2 separate regions of the Homo sapiens genome follow, and region 1 is linked to region 2. Evidence: read pairs that join two places in POLR2A ChIA-PET (ENCODE). Cell type or tissue: Caco-2. All regions are shown on one strand. Each heading gives the region's core, and the rest is flanking DNA. Links, peaks and the distances in the headings are about the cores only. Region 1 holds the start of ZNF33A (zinc finger protein 33A). Region 2 overlaps ZNF248 (zinc finger protein 248).

Region 1 (10,310 bases), core at 1,510-9,509, 180 kb before region 2:
CTGAAGATCACCTCTGGTTTGTGAACACAATACCCTGTTAACAGGAAATAATTTAGGATTTGGACCAAGCAGTCTAGACTTCAGGCCTTTGAAGCAGGAAGAAGCTTCTGGGGCTGCTTCGAGTTGCCAGTGGAACATTTTCACTGGAGAGGTGAACACAAGTATCTTCTGGTACTCAGAGGTGATCAATCAACACTGACTCCTGAAGCCTAACCTTAAATATCATTAAACTATACAGACTGCCCATACGCTTCATAATCAAAAGAATAAACAAATGCTATTTAGAATGATACAGTGAACAGACCTTACCCACTGAGACAAGGTTGCTGTAGTTCTCCAGCATCACATCTCTATACAGAGCCCTCTGACTAGGGTCCAGGTGCTGCCACTCCTCCTGGGTGAAGCCCACAGTCACATCTTTAAATGATACTGACTCCTGGGACTTCTGTTCTACCTGAAACATTCAGAATTAGGTGGCATGAAAAAAGAAGTATGGGCTAATCCTTACCATGATTATTATTCACAGAATATTGTTTTGTTTTATACTTTTAGGGAAAAAGAAATCATAACAGAAATATTCTGCCATTAATGCATTAAGATATTAATTCATGCAAAAGAAATTATCAAGTTCCTACAAAGTACCTGGAACTATCATCACTGCTGGAAATACTAAGATTAATAAAAATCTTCCTGTGTTCAAAGAACACACAGAGTGGTAAGAAAATATGTGTGGTAATATGTTACAAGTACTAAGGTGAAAGTACAAACACAGTAGACTAACATTAGGAGCAAAGTTGGCTCTGTTTTGAGCTTAACTGAGGAAGTACAGCTGTTGGTTGAATTATGAAAAACACTCTATTACGTTCTTCATAAGCATAGGGCCATGATACAAGCAAAGGTGAGGGCCTCCAACACACTGCAGACATCAACAAAATGGCAGACAGCACAGGAGATGGCCTGGTGCTGTCTTGAGAAAAAAAGCCAAGGAAATGGGTTATAGAGTAATTTTAGACCAATGGTCTCCAAAGTATTTGATCATTTACCATTTTCAAGAATATTACTGAGAACTACAGATTTATATTTACAAATCACAGAAATAAATTGTCAGTACATTCATTATGAATTCTAATTTAACTCTCATTTGGATTTAAAAATGTAGAAAAAGAGCCTGACATTTTCTTCATCGCAATACATATTCTGGGTTCTAATCCTTTAATTCAGAGACAATAATAAGGATGTGTAGAAAATGGAAAGATTTTGGAACCATTATATTTGAAACCTCTGTGGAGTACAGCGGAGAAGACATCCAATTGGATTGTTCTGGATATCCTCTAGGGCACATCTTTTAGGGATCACTGCTGTGAAAATGGGAGAGCCAAAGATGAGATATGAGCATATACTGAAATTACAGGACCAGGTTTCGTTTACAGAACCAATTCTACTGAGAACGACAAAGGACAAAACAACATTTACATAAACTACTGTAGAAGAAACCAGGATGCAAATAGGGCACGGATAATAGGAGGCAAGAACAACAAAATGTGGTCACCAATTCATTAAGAAAAAAAATGTTTCCTCTGGCTATCTCCATGCACAGCTGCCCAGATACTAGGGCCACAATGTAAACCAGGAAAGTTAGGGCTATATAGGTTGGACACAGTATTCTAGTAAGAAACATCCTAATTATATTAAATTTGAAGCATAGGCTTGGCATGGTGGCTCACACCTGTAATCTCAGCACTTTGGGAGGCTGAGGTGGGTGGATCACCTGAGCTCAGGAGTTAAGAGACCAGCCTGACAAAAATGGTGAAACCCCATCTCTACTAAAAATACAAAAAATTAGCCAGGCGTGTTGGCGGGTGTCTGTAATCCCAGCTGAGACACCCGCTGAGACACCAGGCTGAGACAGGAGAATCCCTTTAACCTGGGAGGCAGACGTTGCAGTGAGCCAAGGTCAGCACCACTACACTCCAGCCTGGGTAACAAGAGCAAAACTCCAACTCAAAAAAAAATGAAGCATAATATGAAGATCAAGAATGAAACAAGGACTACAAAGACATTTATAATATAGTGGTGTTCAAAGCCATCAAGAGAAAATCAGAAGGTTGTCAGAAAACTGGGGAAAGAAAATAATCAAGAATGGAATTGGAGGCCAGGCACAGTGGCTCACATCTATAATCCTAGTACTTTGGGAGGTCAAGGCAGGTGGCTCACTTGAGGTCAGGAGTTCAAGACCAGCCTGGCCAACATGGCAAAACCGTGTCTCTACTAAAAATACAAAAACATTAGCCAGGTGTGGTGGCAGGTGCCTGTAATTCCAATTCCTCGGGAGGCTGAGGCAGGAGAATCACTTGAACCCGGGAGGTGGAGGTTGCATAAGCTGAGATCGTACCACTGCACTCCAGCCTGGGCGACTCTGTCTCAAAAAAAAAGGTAAGTAATTCTTCCCAAATTTATATATAGGTTCAATTCAACCCCAAAGAAAGTCTCAGCAAGTTATTTTATTAATACTAACAATATTTGTATGGAAATGCAAGGAACTAGGAAGAGCCAGGATCTTGCTGAAGAAAAAATGTGTTAAACCAGCTACTAGACGCTAAGATGTTTCACCAAGTGTGGTACTGGCACAACCAACCAACAGAACATAGCCCAAAAAACACACAGACATATATGTACACATAATTGATGACAAATATCACAATGTAAAACAGTGGGGAAAGGATGGTGTTTTCAAAAATAATTCTACATTAACCACATGAAAAAAGGAATCTGACATCTACCTCATACAGAAGTAGACACTCATTCCAATGAAAGAGATGTAAATGTGAATGCCAAAACAAGAAATATTTTAAAAGGTAACAAGAGTATCTTCATAACCTTGAAGTAGGAAAAGTCATCTAGACTAGTACACACCAGCAACAAATAAACGTAATAAACTAATCTAGGGATTGGTAAACTTCTTCTGTAAAAAATCAGACATTAAATATTTGGCCAGGCACGGTGGCTCACACCTGTAATCCCAGTGCTTTGGGAGGCCAAGGCAGGCGGATCACTTGAGGCCAGGAGTTTGAGACCAGCCTGGCCAAGTAAAACCCTGTCTCTACTAAAATACAAAATTAGCCAGGTGTGATGGCGCGTGCCTGTAATTTCAGCTACTTGGGAGACTTAGCCAGGAGAATCCCTTGGGCCCTGAAGGCAGAGGCTGCAGTGAGCCAAGATCGCACACTGCACCCTAGCCTGGGTGACAGTGAGACTCTCTCCAAAAAAAAAAAAAAAAAAAAAAAAAAAATCAGACATCATTAAATTTGGGGCTTTGCAGGCCAAAATGTTCCTGTCACAACTATTCAACTCTGCCACTGAAGCCAGATACTGTGGCTTATATGTAAATGAATGAATGAGCAGGGAGGTGTCAGGATTGTGAGGGGGACAAGACGGCAGCTTCAGGAGTGCTGGCAATGTTTGTTTTGACCTGTGTATTCATTATTTGTGCCACGGATTTGTAATAATTCATTAAGTTCTATATTTAAAATTTAGGGGGTTGTGTATCTATCTGCTACACATGTAGAAATAAGATTCATTAAAAATTAAAATACACAATCCTAGCACTTTGGGAGGCCAAGGTGGGGGATCACGAGGTCAGGAGACTGAGACCAGCCTGGCCAACATGGTGAAACCCCGTCTCTACTAAAAATACAAAAATTAGCTGGGTATGGTGGTGCGTGCCTATAATCCCAGCTACTCGGGAGGTTGAGGCAGGAGAATCACTTTAACCAAGGAGTCGAGGCAGGAGAATCACTTGAACCAGGGAGTCGGAGGTTGCAGTGAGCCAAGATCACACCACTGTGCTACAGCCTGGTGACAGAGCAAGACTCTGTATCAAAAAAAATAATAATAATAAAATACATTTTAATTTACCGGCTGGGTGCAGTGGCTCACGCCTGTAATCCCAGCACTTTGGGAGGCTGAGGAGAGCAGATCACGAGGTCAAGATATCAAGACCATCCTGGCCAACACGGTAAAACCCCGTCTCTACTAAAAATACAAAAATTAGCCAGGTGTGGTGGCGCATGCCTGTAGTCCCAGCTACTCGGGAGGCTGAGGCAAGAGAATCGCTTGAACCCGGGAGGCAGAAGTTTCAGTGAGCCAAGATCGCGCCACTGTACTCCAGAATGGCAAGAGAGCAAGATTCCGTCTCAAAAAAATAAAAAAATTAAAATTAAAATACATTTTAATTTACTGATCAAACACTACATCCAAAAGAAAACTGGAACCTGTGTGAAATAAAAATTAAAAAAGCAGTTTGACTCAATAGGCTGCACTCATTTCAGGGTTATCACTGGAAGCTTATTCACTATGGGTCCCTATGTTATGACCAAAAAAGGTATCTGCCAGGAAGTCTTTGTGCCTTCAGAGGAGTCAGTCTGTCTGTATCCAGTGTCTTCCTTTCTGCCATGGTTGTTGGAAACGTAAGAAACATACGAAGCTCAACTTATTGACTCTAACTTGGCCCTGCTATTGATCTGTTACTTTATATTTTCTGGGAAGTTCAATTTTTATCTATTACTAACTTCTCATCTTAACATATTGACTCTTGGCCAGACACGGTGCCTCACGCTTGTAATCCCAGCACTTTGGGAGACCAAGGCGGGCGGATTGACTGAGCTCAGGAGTTTGCGACCAGCCTAGGCAACACGGTGAAACCCTGTCTCTATTAAAACGCAAAAAATTAGCCAGGCGTGGCAGCATGCGCCTGCAGTCCCAGCTACTCGGGGGGCTGAGGCAGGAGAATTGCTTGAACCCGGGAGGCAGAGGTTGCAGTGAACCGAGATGGGGACATTGTACTCCAGCCTGGGTGACAGAGTGAGACTCCGTCTCACAAAAAAAAAAAAAAAAAAAAAACAAACACCATATCGACTCTTACAAATCTCACAAAGTCCACTGCAAAATAAAGTAGGGAATTAATAAACAACTTACCTTGTTCATTTTGTTCTGTTCTTGGAAAGACGGAGACAACTCTGAAGATACAGCTGAGTTAGAAAAAGAGGAATGGGGTCATGAAAGATTTGGCCTGCCTGGCAACTCCTGGATTCTTCCGCCCTAAGAAGCCATACACACCCACTAGGTAAAATGCTTCCTCTGGGAGAGTATCAATGTCCTCTGACACTTTGGAATAGGGGGTAGAAATGGTGGAAGAACACTTCGGAATAGGCGGTAGAAATGGTGAAAGAATAACTCCAACATAATTATGTAGCTCTTGGGCACAAGATTTTTTACCGGGTGAAAGTAAATATTTGCTTCCTAAGGATTTCAATCTCCCTCGGTGTTCACAAAAAAAAGTATAATGACAATATTGGCCAAACAAGTTAACAATATATTTAATGAAGGAACATTAACACTAAAACCATTGTAAAAAATAGGACTAAGCTATCTATTTTCCCAGTAATGTTACTTAACCTCTGGTGAGTGACTCCACAGAAAGCCATAAGCGGCAGTGCTTCAAAGAAAAAATCAGTTTTAATTTCTTCATCTAACTTTGTTGCTATTTCTCAAAGGGATATTTTAAACTTGCTTTGATGTGTGTGGAAAAGTAGACAGTACTGGCTTAGGGGTCAGGAGATGTGACTTAGTCTTCCCTACTAACTGTGATCCTGAACAAGTCAGTGACCTTAACAAACAAAAAAACAAAAAAAATCTTTTTCTTCTAACAAATGAGGCAAAATTAGGTAATTCTTTGTTTTTGTTTTTTTTTGAGACGGAGTTTCGCTCTTGTTGCCCAGTCTGGAGTGCAATAGTGCGATCTTGGCTACCTGTAACCTCCGCCTCCCGGGTTCAAGCAATTTTCCGCCTCAGTAGCTGGGATTACAGGCATGCGCCACCACGCCCGGCTACTTTTCGTATTTTTAGTAGAGACGGGGTTTCACCATGTTGGTCAGGCTGGTCTCGAATTTCTGACCTCAGGTGATCCACCCGCCTCGGCCTCCCAAAGTGCTGGGATTACAGGCGAGAGCCACCGCGCCAGGCCAAAATTAGGTAATTCTTGAAGATCTTTCCTGAGTGCAAGATCAAGTCAGGACAGAGGAACAGCAAATACCAAGATGCAGTGATGGACCTGACTGGAGGTCAGTTCGGAACCTAAAGAGGATGAATGCAATACGTGCAACCGAGTCTGCCGGTCTGGCGGGCGACTGCACCCGCCTTTCCCCGCCCACGTACCGCGGCGCCCTAGCACACGCGCACAGGCTAGACAAGAGAACTGCCCCTCCCGCAAGGCTCAGCGCGCGGACTGCGCAAGCGCACATGCCCTCCTCCGCGGCCCCCACAAATGGGGCGACACACGCTGCGTACCCTGCTCCGTACAGAGGCCGCGCCTTTGAGGAACCGGCCTAGCGTCGTGGCCCACACGCTGCAGCCCCGCCGTCCCCGCCTTCCCCTATGAGGTCCCCGGGCCTCCTCCCCACCACTTGGTACCGGCCCCCTGCCGCCCGCCCCAGGAGTCGCGCGGGGCTCCCTCTCTCTCCCTGCCCAACCCACTGGGGCTTACCCCACTCCCTCGTCGGGTTGCATTCGCCATAGAAAAGCGCGTAGACCCTTGAAATCCCGGGACCGCCTCCCACGCAAAACCTGAGAAAAACAAAAGGAAAGGCGGAAACGCAGACGTAGCCGGCGGACGAGGCATGCGCAGAGCCCACGCGCACAGCTTGATGCTGTTGGCGCCCTACCTGGAAACTACCTTTCCCGTGAGGCCGGGCGAGCAGCCCTTCGGATTGGTAGAGAAGTGCCCCGCTAGGCAGTGGGCAGATGCGGTCTGAGTTGGTGCTGGAACTGCCTGCAGCCCTGGCTTTCCCCGGGGCACTCCAAAGGGATATACTGCGGGGGAGGTCTGTGGGCAGTTTAGACGCAGACGCTCAAGGAAAGGACCGCTGCGTGTCATTTTCCGTTTAAATGTTAGGAAATAGATCTCGTCCATACAGTTTAAAAGACTTTCATGCTATCAGCGGTTCTTTGGGAGCGGGGGAAAAAAGGGGAAGGTGCGGCCGGAAAGCTACTTCATCAAAATGGTTAAAGCAATAAACGGAAATTGTAGCTCAGTAAGGAACTAGACATAATCTGAAAGAAGAAAATAAATGTCACGTATGATTTCCTCTGTGACATTAAAATTGCTTGACTAAATGGAAATACTTTTAGTCTATCTGTACCTTTCTTAGGAAGACAAAATTCCTAAAAGAATATCAACAAATTTTTGTTATGTATTTTTTCTCTTTGATCTTTAGTGTATTCTGTACTTCACAAAAGCATTCTCAACTTTATCTAGAATAAGTAAAAACCCAAATGAACAGCCAGTATACATTTTAAAAAGCAGGAAAAAAATGCCTAAGGAATATCTGTATCTATCTACATCTATCTATATAATATTGCTCTATTCAAAGTAGTTTGGCACCTGCTCCATGGAAATAAGACAGCTTAAGAGTATTCTTTAATGTGTAGTAGATACAGCATTTCAAAACAGTGAGGGAAAGAATGGAGTATTCCAAAGAGCATGTCATTCCGAGCAATTTGGAATGTAGAGATATACATAGATCACACATGATAAAATCTCACATGTATACAATACTTAAACATTTAAACCACTAAAAGAGTAAAAATTTTTGAAAATTGACAAGTGGACCAGGCACAGTGGCCCACACCTGTAACCCCAGCACTTTGGGAGGCGGAGGCAGGAGGACCACTTGATCCTTGGAGTTCAAGACCAGCCTGGGCACTATAGTGGGACCCCCATCTCTACAAAAAACTAAAAATAACAATTAGCCTGGCATGTAGGCAGGCACCTGTGATCCCAGCTACTCAGGAGGCTGAGGTTGGAGGATCACTTGAGCCCCGGGCTGCAGTAAGCCATCATGGCACCACTGCACTCCAGCATGGGTGACAAAGTGAGACCTTGTCTCAAAAAAAACAACAAGGGATGTGATGCCAAAGACAGAAACTATAAATTTAATATCAGTCACATTTTATAATAGAGAAAAATAAGCAACTCCATTCCAGCAAAACTTTTTAAGTCCATTATGAGAATTGAAAGTAATGCAAATATGGCCAGGCGTGGTGGCTCACGCCTGTAATCCCAGCATTTTGGGAGGCTGAGGCGGGTAGATCATGAGGTCAAGAGATCGAGACTATCCTGCCCAACATGGTGAAACCCCTTCTGTACTAAAAATACAAAAATTAGGTGGGGCGTTGTGGTGCACACCTGTAGTCTCAGCTACTCAGGAGGCTGAGGCAGGAGAATCGTTTGAACCCAGGATGGGGAGGTTGCAGTGAGCCAAGATTGCGCTACTGCACTCCAACCTGGTGACAGAGCGACACTGCGTCTCAAAAAAAAAAAAAAAGAAAGAAATGCAAATATTTGAGTAAAAATACGTGAAACATTTATTGAAATTTACATTTTTTAATTTATGCTTTATATACTGAAAAGTTCTTTATTTGATGCATAATTTTATGAGTTTTGACAATGCATAGATTTGTGTAACCACCACTACAAGCAAGACACAAAATTGTTTCATCTCTGTCAATAAAATTCCTCCATGCTACCTTTTTAAAGTCAGATTCTCTCACCACTCTTAGCCTCTTGCAACCGCTATCTATTCTTTGGGCCTATATGTTTGCCTTTTTTAGGATATTATATAAATGGAATCACACAGTATGTAGTTGTTGAATCTGGTATCTCTTAACACAATGCAATTGAGATCCTTCTGTGTTGTTTTGTGTACCAATACCTCTGTTTGCTTTTCCTGCTGTTAGAAACAAGTGCCCGGTGCCACAGAGAAAACCAGCGCGTAGGCAGAAAATTCCTCAGCAAGGCAAATTTACTTCTGCAGAAGGGTGCAGCTTGTGCCAGTCACGATCACAAGAGTACACTGAGAGGGGTAGGGCAGGGGATTTTATCCCTGATACAGTTCCTAGCACTTCTGTGTCCCTTCCCCATTGGCTGGGGTTGGACCTCACAGTCTAAGCTAACTCTATTGGCTAAGGTTTAAAATTGAATAGGGTCTATTAGGCGGGAAGGAAGGAGGACTGTCCATTACTAGGTGGGAAGGCATATCTGGACTTGTCTGGGCACGGCAAAGGTGGGAAGTCATATCTGGACTTGTCTGTGCACAGCAAAGGCAGGAAGGTTGTTTACAGAACAGGTAGCTAGGAGACAAGGAAGTACAAGGAAGTTGGTCTTAAGCAACAAAGAACAGGGAACTTAAGCTTTTTGAAGAAGAATTTATCATCTCTGACATTGCTGACTCCTATTTCTTGGTACGGATTTACCAGTTTCCTTATCCATTCCCCAGTCCAGGGATATGCTAGTTGTTTCCAACTGGGGGAAATTATAAATAAATAAAATATTTTTAAATTTAAGATTTGAAAAGATTGAAAAAAACACTAATATACACCTATGGTATGGGCTTGGGGAAATGTTTATTCCCAGTGTATTAGTCATGATTCTCAAGAGAAACAGAACCAATAGGAGGGAGTAAGGCAGAAAGAGACATTGGTGGTGAGAAATTGGTTCACATGATTATGGAGGCTAAGAAGTCCCACAGTCTGTCATTTGCAAGCTAGAGATCCAGGAATGCTGGTGGTGTAATTCTGGTATGAGTCCAGAGGCCTGAGAACCAGGGAAGCCAATGGTGTAAATCCCAGTCTAAGGACAGGAGAGGATGAGATGAAATGTCCCAACTCAACAATGAGGCAGAAAATATGGGTGAATTCCTCCTTCCTCTGCCTTGTGTTCTATCCAGACCCTCAGTGGATTGAATCATGTCCATACACATAAGGAGGGCAATCTGCTTTACTGAGTCCACTGATTCAAATGCTAATCTAATCTGTAAACACCCTCACAGATGCACCCATAAGTAATGTTTAATCTGGACACCCTGTGACCAAGTCAAGTTTACCATCACAGCTATTCTTTTTTTTTTTTTTTTTTTTTTTGAGACAGAGTTTCACTCTTGTTGCCCAGGCTGGAGTGCAATGGCATGATCTTGGCTCACTGCAACCTCCACCTCCCGGGTTCAAGTGAGTCTCCTGCCTCCACCTCCTGAGTAGCTGGGATTACAGGCATGCGCTACCATGCCCGGCTAATTTTTTGTATTTTTACTAGAGATGGGGTTTCTCCATGTTGTTCAGGCTGGTCTTGAACTCCCGACCTCAGGTGACCCACCAGCCTCTGCTTCCCAAAGTGCTGGGATTACAGGCATGAGCCACCACACCTGGCCACGGCTATTCATTTTTATTGTGAATTTGATTAACTCTGTCTGATTTTTTGC
Region 2 (10,310 bases), core at 1,612-9,611:
TGTGTATTTTATTGTTTGGGATGAAGTATTGTATAAATGTCACTTAGATCAGGTTGGTTGATAGTGCTATTTTGGGTCATATATGTACCTACTGATTTTCTGCCTGCTTGATCCATCAGTACTTACAGGGGTGTTAAGTCTCCAATTATGGTGTATATTTCCAAGTTCTCCTTTTACTCCTCTCAGTTTTTGCCTTATGTATTTTGATAGTCTTTCGTTAAATGCATAAATGTTTCAGATTATGTCTTCTTTAATATGATTTTGAACCCATCCAATAAGCTCTTAATTTCAGATATTGTACTTTTCAGATCTAGAATGTCCATTTTATGTATGTGTGTGTGCATGTGTGTGTGTGTGTGTGTGTTTGTGTATACATGTATAAGAGGTGTCTTGAGACCACCCCCAGGTTATTAATGATGTCCTAGGATGACTCAGCATATATTGGAGCATGGCGTTAGAAACAAAAATTAGGGTGCTAGGTGTGTCAGTTGTTACTGATGTATTGTTTCTTGTAGACCCATAGTCATACTTATGGCTATGATTTATTGTAGTGAAAGGATACAAAGCAAAATCAGCGAAATTCCTAGAGGTTTCTCCCAATGGAGTCTCACAGAACACACTTAACTCCTCTAGCAATGACATGTGACAACGCACGTAAAATGTGTACCAAGGAAACTCACTAGACATTTGGTGTCCAGAATTTTTATTAGAGGCTAGTCACAGGTACTTCCTGCCTATCATGTACCAAAATTCTAGACTCCCAGGAGCAATGCACATACTGAGTATAAACCATATTACTTATGGTTATAGCTCAGGCTTAGTGAGCCGTTCTTATCAGAGAAGGTTAAGGTCAGAACCTTTCTGAAATCCAAGTTCCCAAATGCCCATCAACGGTGATCTTTTGTAGCAGACCTTTCAAAGGTTAGTAGTCTCAGGCTTGCTGTATTAACCTTTTTCTGTATAGCACACATACCATGTATGTGTTGAACTTCCCTCATTTTCTCATTTATTTTGTTAATATTTTCTTCTGTTTTGTTGAACATATTAATTATAATTCATTTTGAAGTTCTTGTTTGTTAATTCTACTATCACGGTCACCTGTGAGTTTGCTTTTTTTTTCTTTTTTTTCATTGTCCCTATCTCTTCACATACCATGAATTTTTTTACTAGATACCAAATATTGTATTTAAAAAAGAAACATTGGAAACATTGGTGGAAGCTCCAGAAGATGATCTCATTGAGCGGAGAGGATTCATCCTTTTCTCTGATGGGCATGTAGACTGCGGGGCAGTCACTTGAATCAATATGTGCTGAGCTTGGTCATATTCATTTCAATCCCATTATTTTAATAACAAAGTTTTACTTCCTTGATGACAGTTAACTTGATAATGTAAAAGGTAATATGAAACAACTAATATTTCCTCTGTAACTTCAATCTCCTTGGTACACACTGCTAGTTCCTGCAGTTTGCAACTTAATAAATGTTATTCTGTGTATCTCCTTTTCAGGTCATAAGCACTCTAGGAACAGGGACCATGTTTGTCTGTTTTCACCAGTAGGATTTGCAGCAGCTAGCACAATTCCAGACCCTTAGTAGAAACTCAATTTATACAAGATATTTTGTATTCTGTATAGTATAGCAGCACAGAGGGAGGTAACCTGTCATTTTTTAGTAAACTCTAAAGAGATTAGTTCTCTTAAATCTTTTCTGTATCATCTAGTTCTGACCATTTCATGTAAAAAGAGTATACTATTACAGGAACAAGTGTCATTCAAGGATGTATGTGTGGACTTCACTCAGGAAGAGTGGTATCTGCTGGACCCTGCTCAGAAGATTCTATACAGAGATGTGATCCTGGAAAATTATAGCAATCTTGTCTCAGTAGGTAAGGAGTTTTTTTCCGCACATGGCTATCAATAGCATGCATTTACTAGTTGATGCCCTGTAGTTTTCTGATGTAAAGCTTGAGATTGAAGGCTCTGAGATGACTGATCCCATTTGGCCACCATAAAGGTGCTCTTGCCTTGTCAGAGATTGGTTCATTTGTGCACATTCTTTGAGTAGCTGGTGAAGCTGTGCCTTTCTTCCCCATGATGTATTCAGAGCCCCTGAAACCAAGCTATTTAGCTCTAGTCCTGTGGTATTTTCTCTTAACAGGGTATTGCATTACTAAACCAGAAGTGATCTTTAAGATCGAGCAAGGAGAAGAGCCCTGGATATTAGAAAAAGGATTCCCAAGCCAGTGCCACCCAGGTGAGTTAGTGATTTCTGGCAGATGAAAGCCAGAGGAAATTAGAACTTAGGTAATTGGTTTAGGATTTGTCACCTTTGGAATATTTTTCACAAATGTCTCTTTTTAGCCCCAGACCTTTGGAAATGATCAAAAACAATTGGCCCACATCCCTGTTACCTTAATCACTCCTCCATATGTTATTCTCACTCATAAATGCTTTTCTTGGCTGGGTGCGGTGGCTCACGCCTGTAATCCCAGCACTTTGGGAGGCTGAGGCAGGCGGATGACGAGGTCAAGAGATCGAGACTGTTCTGGCCAACATGGTGAAACCCCGTCTCTACTAAAAATATGAAAAATTAGCTGGATGTGGTGGTAGCTGCCTGTAGTCCCAGCTGCTTGGGAGGCTGAGACAGGAGAACCATGTGAACCTGGGAGGTGGAGGTTGCAGTGAGCCGAGATTGTGCCACTGTACTCCAGCCTGGTGACAGAGTGAGACTCAGTCTCAAAACAAACAAACAAACAAAAAAAAACAAACACTTTTTTTTTTTTTTACATTTTAAAGTATTTTACTTATACCTATAATCCAAACCAGTTGGCTTCATTTTAGATATGTTTTCTTGGTTAGTTTGTCTTTATCTTTTAAAATTGTTTGCCTTCCTTCCGTTGTCTTAGACACCTTTTGTTAGCTGACAGGTATTCATGCAATCCTTCTATATATTCATTTAACAACATATGATGAGCACTCACTATGTCTGTTATGTTTTAGGTAATTAACAGAATAATGTCCCTGGTATCTTAGTGTGTGTATTAAAATAAAGGACAAAAAAATGCGTGTGTGTGTGTGTGTGTGTGTGTGTGTGTGTGTACATGTCTGTGTGTTTGTATATATGTACACACCCATGTGCATATGTGTGTGTATATAGGTACACACACACTGTGTTGGGTCATGGTAAGTGCTGTGAAGAGAATTCACACAGGAAAGGAGGACGAAGAATGACGGTATAGTCTGTTTGGCAGTAGGTTAGAGAAAACCTTTTTGAGGAGTTCCCACATTAGAGATGAGGCTTTAATATGAAAGTGTGAGCTATGTGGATTCAGTGTAGTCCAGGCAGAGAGAACATCAGGTACCAAACCTCTTAGACAGGTGTGTTCTTAGAATGTTTGAACAGTGTCAGGGAAATCACTGTGGTTGGAAGCTAGCGGGCATGGTGGAGACTGGTAGGAGATAATGTCAGGAGAAGAAACATGAGCTATGGTAGATACATAAATTTTACTTTTGGTGCTATGAGAAACTGTTTTGAGTAAATGTAAATCAGCTTAAGTCATCAGATTTGATTTACAGTTTAAAAGGATCTCTCTGACATCTATGCAGTGTATATACTGTGGTGGGTGGTTGTGGGTGGTATGAGTAGGGATAGGGTACCATTATGTGCTTCAGAGGAGAGAGGATAGTGGCTGAGACTGTTGGAAGTGCCAGAGGTACTGAGAAGTGGTAGGTTTGTACAAATATTTTGAAGATGGAGCCAAGAACATTTGCTTTCAGATTGGGTATGAGAGAAGGGAGAATCAAGTGTGATCCCAATAATTTGTCTCAAGCAGCTAGATAGATTAGGTTATCATTTACTGAGACAGAGAAAAATTAGAGAGGAGACATATAAGGGAGTTATCACAGATTTAATTTTGAACACCAGAAGTTGGAGATAACTCTTATAATCGAGTCTGTTTTTGACTAAGAGATTGGATATGTGTAAGTACATGGTTGAGGTCAGAACTAGAAGTATCCATTTGAAAGGCATCAACTTAAGATGATGTTAAAGGAATGAGGCAGAATGAGATCTTCAAGAGCAGAAGTCAACAGACTTTTTTTGTAAATGACCAGATAGTAAATGTTTGAGGCTTGGCAGGCCACATATGGTCGTGGTTGCAGCTGCTCCTCCTCATCTTCTTTCTTTTCCTTATTCCTTCTCGTTCTCCTCTTGCTCTTTCTCTCTCCTCTCTTTTCCTCTTCCCTCTTCTGTACTGCCTCATCCAGCTTTTTCCCTTCAAAAACTTAAAAAACATACTTAGCTCAAGGGCCATTGCCGTGCAGTTATATGCCAACCCCTTTTCTAGAGTGTGATTGTATGTAGGTGAGAGTAGTCTTGGGACAATAATGCTTTTAGTAAGTATTAAATTCATCCCTTAGAGGATATTGAGGAATAACAATCTGAGCTACACAAAAACCAGAGAGCCTGGTTTCCTGTAGTCAAATGAGGTACATTCTTCCATGTTACTGCTATCTTGAATGGCAACCATGGCATCACCGTACTAATAAACCTGTTAATATTTCCCACCAGTCTCTTTGTTCCTATTGTTATTTTTCATTTAAAGCTATCTTCTACATACCTTTATATTCTCACTTTTCACTGATATAACTCAAAAGCAAAACTATGTGTTCTCATTCCTGACTCAGTCTAATTGTTAGTTGTCTAATTTCTAATTCCTAGTTGGTTCTTTTCTCTTTTTTTTTAGCCTAAATTATTCAATTTATCTTCCTTTAGCTTAACAAACTAACCTAAAGTTGCTGCTTATTAATAAATTAAATTTCCCTTTCTTTTCTTTTCTTTTTTTAGTTTTAAACCTTTGTGTCAAGGGCTGACTTTCAATAGATTGCAGCAAGGGAGCTGCTCAGTAAATTTCCCTTTCAATGACTATAATAGTGTAGCCCTTGCTACCTGTCTTAAATTTCTTTGTTTCTGCTCCCTAAAATTTATGTCAAATCCCGTCCTATTCTATATCTTAAATTTTATTTGCAAATGTTTTCTCATTTACTGGAAAACTTCCGTTCTTGTTTGCCTTGCCTTTTTTCAGGTAATTCATACTGTGTTTGTAAAGTGTTTAGAAATTGAATAGTAATGGCTTATTATTTCACTTGTTTTAAGTTAGAACTTGATTTTTTGCTGAAACTTAAATAGCCCAGATTTTATGACATTAACTCACCAGTGGCTGTATGCCAAAAACTTAGACCTGTTCATATGGCTTAGGGTTGCTTAGGGTTTCTTTTTGCATTGAGATTTTTGTTCTCCAAAAGAGAAGGGCCTCTCTTACTAATTTGGGTATTTTGATAATTACTTTGTTGATTATCTGTGTAGCCAGATTTAGGAGAGATCATTCATTTTCATACATTCTGAAAGTATTCTATGATACTCTTCCTAAATACATATTCCCATATTTTGTCTTCGTGTATTATAGCTGATCAGGTGCAGGTTGGAAATAATTCAGTGCACGTTGCTTTATAAGAATAATGTACAGTTACATTATAGTAACACCTGCCAAGTTCTGGACTCTGGTCACAATAGGGGCGATAGCATTGAGCAAGGGATTTATTTTATGTTACAATGAATTATATAAACAGTAACTTCTAAAAGATGGAGCAAGTGGAGCCTTAAAATGGTAGAGATGTTATAGAGATTTTTGCTATCATTATTTTATTATTATTACTATTATTAGTTTTTGTTTTTAAGTTAAAGTAGCAGTTCACTGAGGGATATCCAGGATCTAAGGAGAGATAAGGATAAAATGTTTCTAGTTGAGTGGAAGGTATGTTATTAGGGATGAGCAATTTCTGAGAGTCTAATCTCTAGCCAAACTGCACAGAAATATTTTCAATAGATTTGCATGATGTTGAGAAGATGAGGGTGTAAACCATGCTTTACCTCTGCCAAACCTAATTCTTATGTTTCTCACTACCACTCACTCTATTTCCTTTTTAAAAAAACAACTCCCTTGAACTCATTCTCTGTGCATTTCCTGCTCTTTGAAAGAACAGCTCTCAGAATATCTCCATCTCCTGTTTATCATGTCTTGAGTTTATTTCACCTTCCCTAGTATGCTTTTCCTACAGCATTAAAAAAAACTATTTCTTCTCAATAAAACTTAAAGAAAACACTGGCTCTTGGGCTATATAGGACTGTTCTTTTGAATCCAAGGAAGTTGATGTTTTCAGAATGTTAATTTTCTTGCTGATTCAAAGATAGAAAGAAGCATGTACTCTGGTGGGAATTCTACCCCAGTAAACTGTGTGTGAGGGGATTAGGACCAAGCTCTGTTTTGTCTCCACCAAACCTAATGCATCCTCTGAAACCCCTTGTCTGCTAATCTTCACCATCACTTTATTCAGTGTTCATTGTCTCTGTTGGGTTCACCCCATTTTCTCCGAGTTTTTCTATTTCTGAATCAGCCACTCTGGTTCCCTGTGCTGTGAATTTTATTTCACCTTTTCTTTTCAGTTTTGAAGGTTATATTTATAAAGTGTTAAATATCATTGCCAATTTCTTCTCCCTGTTTCCACTGAAGCATGTTTTATGTTTTCCACCTAAACCTTGGAGGGTAAAGAAAATGTACACTTGAACTCAGTTCACACCAGGAAACTGAATTTAAAACAAAAGAATTGACTGTATGATAGTGCATTTGTGTAAAAGTCTGATTCCATCAGAAATGTATTAAGGTTCATAAGATGTGGTTATTTTTCTCATTTCTAGAAAGGAAATGGAAAGTTGATGACGTGTTAGAGAGCAGCCAGGAAAATGAAGATGACCATTTTTGGGAGCTTCTATTCCACAACAACAAAACAGTAAGTGTAGAAAATGGAGATAGAGGAAGCAAAACTTTCAATTTGGGCACAGACCCTGTTTCTTTAAGAAATTATCCCTATAAAATATGTGACTCATGTGAAATGAATTTGAAAAATATTTCGGGCTTAATTATTAGTAAAAAGAACTGTTCCAGAAAGAAGCCTGATGAGTTTAATGTATGTGAGAAATTGCTCCTTGATATTAGGCATGAGAAAATCCCTATTGGAGAGAAGTCTTATAAATATGATCAAAAAAGGAATGCCATTAATTATCACCAGGATCTCAGTCAGCCAAGTTTTGGCCAATCTTTTGAGTATAGTAAAAATGGACAAGGCTTCCATGATGAGGCAGCATTTTTTACAAATAAGAGATCTCAGATAGGAGAGACAGTCTGTAAATATAACGAATGTGGAAGAACCTTCATTGAAAGTTTAAAGCTGAATATATCTCAAAGACCTCATTTGGAAATGGAGCCGTATGGATGCAGTATTTGCGGGAAGTCCTTCTGCATGAATTTAAGGTTTGGACATCAGAGAGCTCTTACAAAGGACAATCCTTATGAATATAATGAATATGGGGAAATCTTCTGTGACAATTCAGCTTTCATTATCCATCAGGGAGCTTACACAAGAAAGATTCTCCGTGAATATAAAGTGAGTGACAAAACCTGGGAAAAGTCAGCTCTCTTAAAACATCAAATAGTACACATGGGGGGAAAGTCTTATGATTACAATGAAAATGGGAGTAATTTCAGCAAGAAGTCACATCTTACCCAGCTTCGGAGAGCTCACACAGGAGAAAAAACCTTTGAATGTGGTGAATGTGGGAAAACCTTCTGGGAGAAGTCAAACCTCACTCAACATCAGAGAACACACACAGGAGAGAAGCCCTATGAATGTACTGAATGTGGGAAAGCCTTTTGCCAGAAACCACACCTGACCAACCATCAGCGAACACATACAGGAGAAAAACCCTATGAATGTAAGCAATGTGGAAAAACATTCTGTGTGAAGTCAAACCTCACTGAACATCAGAGAACACACACAGGGGAGAAGCCCTATGAATGTAATGCATGTGGGAAATCCTTCTGCCACAGATCAGCCCTCACTGTGCATCAGAGAACACACACAGGGGAGAAACCGTTTATATGTAATGAATGTGGAAAATCCTTCTGTGTGAAGTCAAACCTCATTGTACATCAAAGAACTCACACTGGGGAGAAACCATATAAGTGTAATGAATGTGGGAAAACCTTCTGTGAAAAATCAGCTCTCACTAAACATCAGAGGACTCACACAGGGGAGAAGCCGTATGAGTGTAATGCATGTGGGAAGACCTTTAGTCAGAGGTCAGTGCTCACCAAACATCAGAGAATTCACACAAGGGTGAAAGCTCTTTCAACATCCTGAATGTTAGAAGCCTTCATACACTTGTGAAATTGGTTATACAGTTTCAAAAAAGGAGATCAGAGAAAGCCAAAGAATGTCAGAAATTTGTAGAAAATGACTTCTTGTTTGAATATGTAAAAGCTTTCAAGAAAAATTAAAACTTTTCATTAGAAAATTTGTACTGAGGGGAATTCTATTCATCTAAGTAATATGGTGAAAATATTTATCTGGAATTTATGTTGTTTAGTGTTATATTCCAGACGTGATACCAAAATTTTGTTGCAAATATAATGGACAATATTTATTTATACCCATATTCACAGTGGAATCTGAAGCTTATAAAAGTTGAATGACAGCAGCATTAAACATATATGTGAAGAGTCCCCGATGTTTGTAGACCTTATGTGAGTATGCAAATATATAAATTTGAGTATGCTTGATTTGTATATTGGAACTCAACATGATCATAAGGAGAAGATACGTACCCTTAATTGAGTAACTACTATGGTATTTGTTAATATTTTCTACACTAAATACCATTGGTGTCTTTATAGGTTGACATAATTATATATGTGTATGTACATATGTTTGTGTGTATATGTAAATATATTTCTACACACATACTTAAATATAGTGATGTGCTAGTATAACCTCATACTGACTTAAAAGTTCTGATTGTTAAATTTTAAGGAATTTTGTGAGCCAGTTATTAAAAGCAGTCATTATTTAAAATATGTAAACTTACAGTTAAAAACAAAGGTAATAAATACTCAGCACTCATCACTTCCTAATTATTTTGCTACATTTCACTATTACCTTTGCTGTTTTACTTATTTAATCTGTATGATGAAAATACTGTATAATAGTGTGCACTGCACATCTGTCTCTTCCCAGCTCCACATTCAGTGCTGTCTTGGTAGCTTGGACTTAGTGGGAGTGTTTACACCATGGAAATTGACAAACTATAAATCAGGGTTTTAATTTTCTCAGAGAACCTGCTGTCAAATATTTACAGCACATCACTGTGTATATATGAAAACGTATTTGGCAATACAAACCACATACCCCTTCTATTTCCTGACATAAATAAATGGCTATGGCCATTTACAGCTGAACCACGTCTTCAAGAAAGAAGCCAAAAATATTTCCGTGAGGTTTTTAACTACCTCTGAATCTGTCCTACTCTAAATACTACCGGAGTCTCTTTGTAGGTTGGCCAGTATATGTTTTTAGTGAAATATTATTTCACAAAGAACTATATCACGTACCTTTCCTCTGACTGTTTCCTGGCATATATGCATGAATATGGCCATTATTGAACTATCACTTCAGTAAAGAAGTTAAACAGTACTTTTCTGAGGTTTTTCAGCTACCTCTGGGTCATTCTGTAATGTAAATGTTGTTAATAAGAATGGTTTTTACATAAATTATGCAAAGGTTAACAAGCAGTAACACTGCACTCCTCAAAAAGTGGCGGTATGTAATGAAAGGCCCTTTTGATATCCTTGATTTTTCATTGTGTATCTGTTTGGGCACGGTCTATGTAACACTAGTTCTGCGTATTAGTATTTTAGAGTATCTCTGCCTCCCTTGTCCTGTTGTTTCTTTTGCCCCCTTGGAACACATTGGTCAGCAGTTCTAAGAGACACTGCCCACATGATGGCCATTCCCTACTTCATCCTTGCTGAGCTAAATTTTATATTTTTGTGCATCCTTCTCCCAGATGACTTAGGTGGTAAGTCCAGATTAGTCAAAGCTAATCATGGAAGTTCCATTTTAATGATTCTGTTGGGGTGAACTTGGGAGCAATGAGATGTTTGGGAAGTATTGTGTAGTACTTCTGGGAAAGATCTCCTTGATACAACATTGTCATGACATGAGAAGAGACTCTGCTGGGCTTTTTCATGTCTGTAACATGGTATTGGCTTATCGTTTTTATCTCTGAAGGGCAGTAGCCTGAAGATAACAGTGCACAAGGTGGGAAAAGCCAGCTCAGAGGTGACGTTGCCGAGCTACTCTGCTCTCTATACCTGTTCTCTACTGGGACTTTTTATAACCCTCAATAACTGTTTTTT

What was found. Peaks named below come from ENCODE experiments on the same cell type or tissue, not always from the same donor. Only the 100,000 strongest peaks of a DNase experiment are listed, where the experiment ranks them.
Region 1: POLR2A ChIA-PET joins it to region 2 with 18 read pairs; 2 of 35 experiments call an interaction of 5 or more read pairs at or near these places.

The regions. Positions count from the first base shown.
Region 1 is chr10:38,007,015-38,017,324 of GRCh38, reverse strand. ZNF33A (zinc finger protein 33A) reads right to left here and starts at 6,650. Exons shown (of 5, transcript NM_006954.2): 1 at 6,542-6,650; 2 at 4,975-5,027; 3 at 310-454; 4 at 1-34. The coding sequence starts at 4,983. RefSeq lists an enhancer at 5,948-6,127. In Caco-2, for the core only: no CTCF peak of the experiment used is centred there; DNase peaks (open chromatin) are centred at 6,294 and 6,734; H3K4me3 peaks cover 2,250 bases.
Region 2 is chr10:37,829,561-37,839,870 of GRCh38, reverse strand. It overlaps ZNF248 (zinc finger protein 248), which reads left to right. Exons shown (of 6, transcript NM_021045.3): 4 at 1,760-1,886; 5 at 2,159-2,254; 6 at 6,755-10,310. The coding sequence ends at 8,256. Among named protein-coding and RNA genes, the nearest start is that of ZNF248, 23 kb to the left of the region's middle. In Caco-2, for the core only: no CTCF peak of the experiment used is centred there; no DNase peak of the experiment used is centred there.